Regions from separate parts of the Homo sapiens genome. Here region 2 is linked to region 1. A link is an interaction called in ENCODE POLR2A ChIA-PET data of the cell type or tissue named here. Cell type or tissue: K562. All regions are shown on one strand. Each heading gives the region's core, and the rest is flanking DNA. Links, peaks and the distances in the headings are about the cores only.

Evidence for each region. Peaks named below come from ENCODE experiments on the same cell type or tissue, not always from the same donor. Only the 100,000 strongest peaks of a DNase experiment are listed, where the experiment ranks them.
Region 2: POLR2A ChIA-PET joins it to region 1 with 5 read pairs; 4 of 35 experiments call an interaction of 5 or more read pairs at or near these places.

The regions. Positions count from the first base shown.
Region 1 is chr10:119,157,249-119,160,151 of GRCh38, reverse strand. SFXN4 (sideroflexin 4) reads left to right here. Exons shown (of 14, transcript NM_213649.2): 6 at 399-424; 7 at 2,090-2,143; 8 at 2,225-2,281; 9 at 2,419-2,484. Among named protein-coding and RNA genes, the nearest start is that of SFXN4, 7.0 kb to the left of the region's middle. In K562, for the core only: no CTCF peak of the experiment used is centred there; no DNase peak of the experiment used is centred there.
Region 2 is chr10:119,467,371-119,470,273 of GRCh38, reverse strand. No RefSeq gene overlaps it. Among named protein-coding and RNA genes, the nearest start is that of RGS10, 74 kb to the left of the region's middle. In K562, for the core only: no CTCF peak of the experiment used is centred there; a DNase peak (open chromatin) is centred at 1,253.

The DNA of each region.
Region 1 (2,903 bases), core at 214-2,713:
GCTGGAGTACAGTAGCACCATAATAGCTCAAAGCAGCCTCCAACTCCCAGGCTCAGCTGATCCTTCTACCTCAGCCTCCTGAGTAGCTGGGACTACAGGGTCATGCCGCCACACCTGGCTTTAAATTTTTTATGGAGGTGGGGGTCTCGCTACCTCTACAAAATAGAGGCTGGTCTCGAACTCCTGGCCTCAACCCATCCTCCAGCCTCAGCCTACCAAAGTGCTGAGACCTTGACCCCCCACTTTATTAGAAAAACAAAGAATGAGTGGAAAAAGTCCTTTGAGGTCTGTGCCTTCTGGAAGCTGGGGAAGAGGTGTTCAGGTGGGTAGTCCCCTTCTGGCCCCCTCTGCCTGGGCAACTGTGATCACTGACACCTCCTCTCTTCTCTTCCTGCCAGCGTTCCTGCCTTTCATGGCACCCACGGTGAGCAAGCAGACATTTGCCGTTAGGAGACTAGGGGCTTGGGAAGATGGCCACTCTCCTCCTAACCTCAGCTGTGTCCCTCCAGCTCCGGACCCCTGTCACATGACTGCCTGATAGATGGTTGTGGATCCCCACTGATAACCCATGGCTGCTGTTCATACGTCCTTGTCCCCACTCCCTCCCCCTCCCCACACCCTCCCAGTCAGGCATCCGGGCCTCTGGAAGGCCCACAGCTTGGCAAGGTCATCCCTTTTCTGAACACCAAGTATGCGCAGAGCACGGTAGAAGCGGCCAGTGAGTTAGGATGAGCTCCCTGCACAAACCCCTGGCCACCAAGTCCTCCTCTGACACAGCCCCTCACCTGGGACCTGGCATTGTCCCTGTGAGGCTTTTCTCACCTTGGCCCTTGGGAGGTGCTTTTTGGTTTTTTGGGTTTTTTTTGTTTTTCGAGACAGAGTCTGGCTCTGTTGCCCAGGCTGGAGTGCACTGGCGCAATCTCAGCTCGCTGCAACCTCTGCCTCCCTCGTTCAAGCAATTCTCCTGTCTCAGCCTCCTGAGTAGCTGGGATTACAGGCGCTCACCACCATACCCAGCTAATGTTTTTATTTTTAGTAGAGATGGGGTTTTGCCATGTTGGCTAGGCTGGTCTCGAATTCCTGACCTCAGGTGATCCACCCACCTTGGCCTCCGAAAGTGCTGGGATTACAGGCGTGAGCCACCATGCCTGGACCGTTTTTTGTTTTTTAAAATAGGGTCTTGCTCTGTTGCCCAGGCTGGAGTGCAGTGGCACAATCATAGCTCACTGTAACTTCAAACTCCTAGGCTCAGTGGATCCCCTTACTTCAGCCTCCTGAGTAGGTGGGAATACAAGTACTTGCCACCATGGCAGGCTAATTTTTTTATTTTTACCAGAGTCTGAGTCTTGCTACATTGCTCAGGCTGGTGTCGAACTCCTGGCCTCAAGGGATCCTCCCAGTTTGGCCTACCAGAGTGCTGGGATTATAGGCGTGAGCCATCACTCCCAGCCTAGGAGGTACTTGTCCACACCACAGGCTCCTGTCTGCTTTCCCTAGCAAATGTGTACTTCTTTTTTTTTTTTTTTTTTTTTTTTTGAGACGGAGTCTTGCTCTGTCTCCCAGGCTGGAGTGCAATGGCATGATCTTGGCTCATTGCAACCTCTGCCTTCCAGATTCAAGCGATTCTTCTGCCTCAGCCTCCCGAGTAGCTGGGATTACAGGTGTGCACCACCACACCCGGCTAATTTCTGTTTTTCGTAGAGACGGGGTTTCACCATGTTGGCCAGGCTGGTCAACTCCTGGCCTCAAGTGATCCTCCCACCTCAGCCTCCCAAAGTGCTGGGATTATAGGAGTGAGCCACTGCACCCAGCTAACAAATGTGTACATCTTAGCTACCCTGCTGGACTAAGGCCCTGGAGACACGGCCTGCTGTTCGACCCTGGATGTCCTTAGAGCTGCTAGTTTGGTGTTTGGCAGGTGCTCACTCAACCTTGTCTACGGACCGGCAGCCCCTGTACCCACCACCATCCTCTCCTGCCCCAGCTCCTTGGGGGCTCAATTCTCCCTCTCCCCTGGAAAGTTCTTTGCTACTGCAAGTTCTCCTTCCACAGCAACACTTGTAACTCTGTTCCACTGTCTTCTTAAAAGGTATTTTTGTCAATGACGCCACTGAAAGGGATCAAGTCCGTGATTTTACCTCAGGTAGCCATTCTTCCTGTTTCACGATTACTAAATTCTGTTATGCTTGAAACGAAAATGCGATCCATTTGCCCCTCTCGGCAGGTTTTCCTCTGTGCCTACATGGCAGCGTTCAACAGCATCAATGGAAACAGAAGTTACGTGAGTATTATGAGACCCAGAGAGTGTGGGGTTTTGTGTTATTCCTTTTGGAGTTTGTTGTATGTGTTTGTTTTTAAATTATCTTTGCTGGATAAAACTGTGATATTTGCTAATTAAGTACTTTTGTTTCTCCTTAGACTTGTAAGCCACTAGAAAGATCATTACTAATGGCGGGAGCCGTTGCTTCTTCAACTTTCTTAGGAGTAGGTATTTTTAGAATCTGTCAAATCTTCTTTATTCCTCAGAATCCAGGAAGTTTTATTTATTCCAATTACAAATTTATGTTCCAATTTAAACAATTTAGAAAATATGACTAGGAAATAAAAGTCACCTGTAATTGTATTATCCCAAAATAATCATGTTAATAGTTTAAGTTTCTAAGCATATACATGGTACTGTTGTCTTTTTATTTTTTTCTATTTTCTTTTTTTTTTTTTTTTGAGACACAGTCTTGCTCTGTTGCCCAGGTTGGAGTGCAGTAGCATGATCTCAGCTCACTGCAACCTCTGCCTCCTGGGTTCAAGTGATTCTCCTGCCTCAGCCTTCCGAGTAGCCGGGACTACAGGCACGTGCCACCACACCCAGCTAATTTTTTGTATTTTTTAGTAGAGAAGGGATTTCA
Region 2 (2,903 bases), core at 307-2,806, 310 kb before region 1:
GTAGGAAAGAGCTTAATAAGCCATTTGTGGAGTGAATGTTGAATGAATTTTACAGATGAAAAGCTCTAGTTCCAGGGAATGTAAATAACTTTTCTAAGGTCATAGCACCTGTCGGTTGCAGAGCCTGGTCTTAACCTGCTCTCTTGGCTCAAAGCGCCCCGCCCTCAGCCCCTTGCCGGCCCCGATCTTTCTTCTCCTTGGCCAAGCGTGGGCAAAGCTGGCTCCTGCTTCTGTGTTTCTTTTGGCTTCAAGGAGGCTGGCAGGGTTTTCCAACGGAACTTTACTGACAACCCACAAAGCCCAAAGGGAAATAAACAAGGGAAATCTGAGGACTTATAAAGTGTTGAGCTTATAAAATAAATTTTCTTTTCTTTTTTTTTTTAAAAAAAGGGATGTTGTATTAGTTTCCTGTGGCTGCTGTAACAAATTACCACAAGCTCGGTGGCTTAAAACAACACCTCCTTATGACCTCACGGTTCTGGAGGCCAGAACTCTAAAATCCAGGTGTTGGCAGGGCTGGAGGGCAGGACTGGCAGGTGGGGAAAGGTGGTTTGTGAACTGTAACACTCTTTGACCTATATCATGCTGGCATACAGTACATTAATAAAACATTTAAAATGGCCAGGTGTGGTGACTCATGCCTGTAATCCCAGCACTTTGGGAGACTGAGGCAGCAGTGTGGACACTCAACTCAGTCACACTCCACAGTCAGAGGGTGCTGGGTCCACAACCTCGCGCTGCAGCTTCCTCCATGTGTGGCCTTGGGTGAGTCACTTTAGCAACCAGGTCAGCGTGCCCATCTCCATAGCGGGTGCCACTGCCCACCTTGCCAGGGAGTTGTAACATCACTCGAGACCACAGGAACATGGCCACTGTTTCTTGGCACTTACCACCTCCAGGCCCCCGGTGAAGCGCTCCTGCCAGGTCACCTCATTAAATCCCACGACAACCTTGTTGGAGGGCTGTTATTGTCCCCATTTTACAGCAGAGGCGCTGAGACTGAGACACCACAGCTGAGCCCACCCCTAGGTGTTCTGACTTAATGGTGTCCACCAGGGCCACCACCAGCCCTAGTTCTGCAAATTCTTCAGGTGACTGTGGTGAGCAGCAGGGTTGAGAACCTGGGCCCTGGCTTGAAACCATGAAGCACACCCTGTGCTCCCCCAGCCGGTCCATCCCTCCTCCCTTACTCTGTTCCCTCCTCCCTCGCTCTGTTCCCTCCCCCCTCGCTCTGGTCCCTCCCCCCTCGCTCTGGTCCCTCCCCCCTTGCTCTGTTCCCTCCCCCCTAGCTCTGTTCCCTCCTCCCTCGCTCTGGTCCCTCCTCCCTCGCTCTGGTCCCTCCTCTCTTACTCCCTTCCAGGCTCTGCCTTGGGTACCAGGGCTGAATTTTGCCATGTACAAGCCAGTGGTCTTGGGACCGTGTCTGTGTCTTGTTTACTCAGCCCACACATGGGCGTACTAGCTGGCCTGCCTCCCCTGCGAGGGTGTGTGGGGAAGGCAGGGAGTAGTCAGATCTGCCGTTCTCTGCCTGCCTCTGACTGAGGTAAGTTGGGGGCCCCCCTCGTCCCTGCTATCCCGGGAGTCTTTGTGGCTTCCCCATCTGTGTGCAGCCCCCTCACTCTCCTAAGATGTGCCTGCTGTCCCAGTGTGAGTGCCCAGCCTACCCTGCTCTGCTGGCCATGGCTGACTCCATGGTGGTTTGAGGGGCACCTTCCCAGATTGGGCCAGAGGATGTGAACTTGGGAGCTGGGGGTGGGGGGGGAGATGAGGGGCCATCGTGTGTGCTGGGAAGCAGGGAAAGCCATTCCCAGATGCAGGACGATGGAGAAACTCAAGAGGCCTATCCACCGCCGTGGACCCAAGAGAGATGAGAAAGAGGGCCGGTCAGTTCTCACCAGCCTGCGAGGCCACTCCCTGCCCTAGAGTTCCAAGTGAAAGTCCAATACGTTTCCTTTTCTCTGAAGCTCATTGCACTCACGATGAAGAGACTCGGTGAAGACAGAACCGCTCGAGGACTGACGGCAGGGCAGGGAGCAACCCGCCTGACAGAGATCTCAATGGCAGGAGAATGGTCGCCTACAACTTCCAAAGAATACTCCATAAAGCTGAGAGTAGGCCCATCCAAGCAGAGGCAAAGAAGCCACTCTCCTCCCAATCCAGGCACCATGTAGTAACAACTGGAACTCTAGCCACCCATCCCTGGGCTTTCCCCAAGGAGCCCAGGACGATGGCGTCCAGCAGGAAAGTTTCAGCCAAAGGCCCCGCTGCTAGTCGGTTTCTGGGCCGCCTAGGGAAGTTTCACCCAAAGCCCCCGTTGCTGGTCGGTTTCTGGGCCGCGTAGGGAAGTTTCAACCAAAGCCCCTGTTGCTGGTCGGTTTCTGGGCTGCCTTGGGAGTGTGGTTGGTTTCTGGGCCACCTTGAACTCCCTAGGGTAGAGTCTGAGAATCTAAATGTTGAATGTGCTTTGGGGCAGGATCTGGTTAAATGGCAGATCCTGATTCAGAAGGTCTCAGCAGGGCCTGAGGGTCCACCACCTGACAAGTCCCCCAGGAGAGGCTGCTGGTCTGAAGAGCACACCTGGAGAAGGTAAGGCTTAGCTGAGTCTGATGCTCAGTTAAAATTGGGAGCCCAGGCTGGGCGCGGTGGCTGAGGCCTGTAATCCCAGCACTTTGGGAGGCCGAGACAGGTGGATCACTTGAGGTCAGGAGTTTGAGACCAGCCTGACCAACATGGCAAAACCCCATCTCTATTGAAAACACAAAAATTAGCCGGGCATGGTGGGAGGCACCTGTAATCCCAGCTACTTGGGAGACTGAGGCAGGAGAATCACTTGAACCTAGGAGGTGGAGATTGCAGTGAGCCAAGATCGCTCCATTGCACTCCAGCCTTGGCGACAAGAGCGA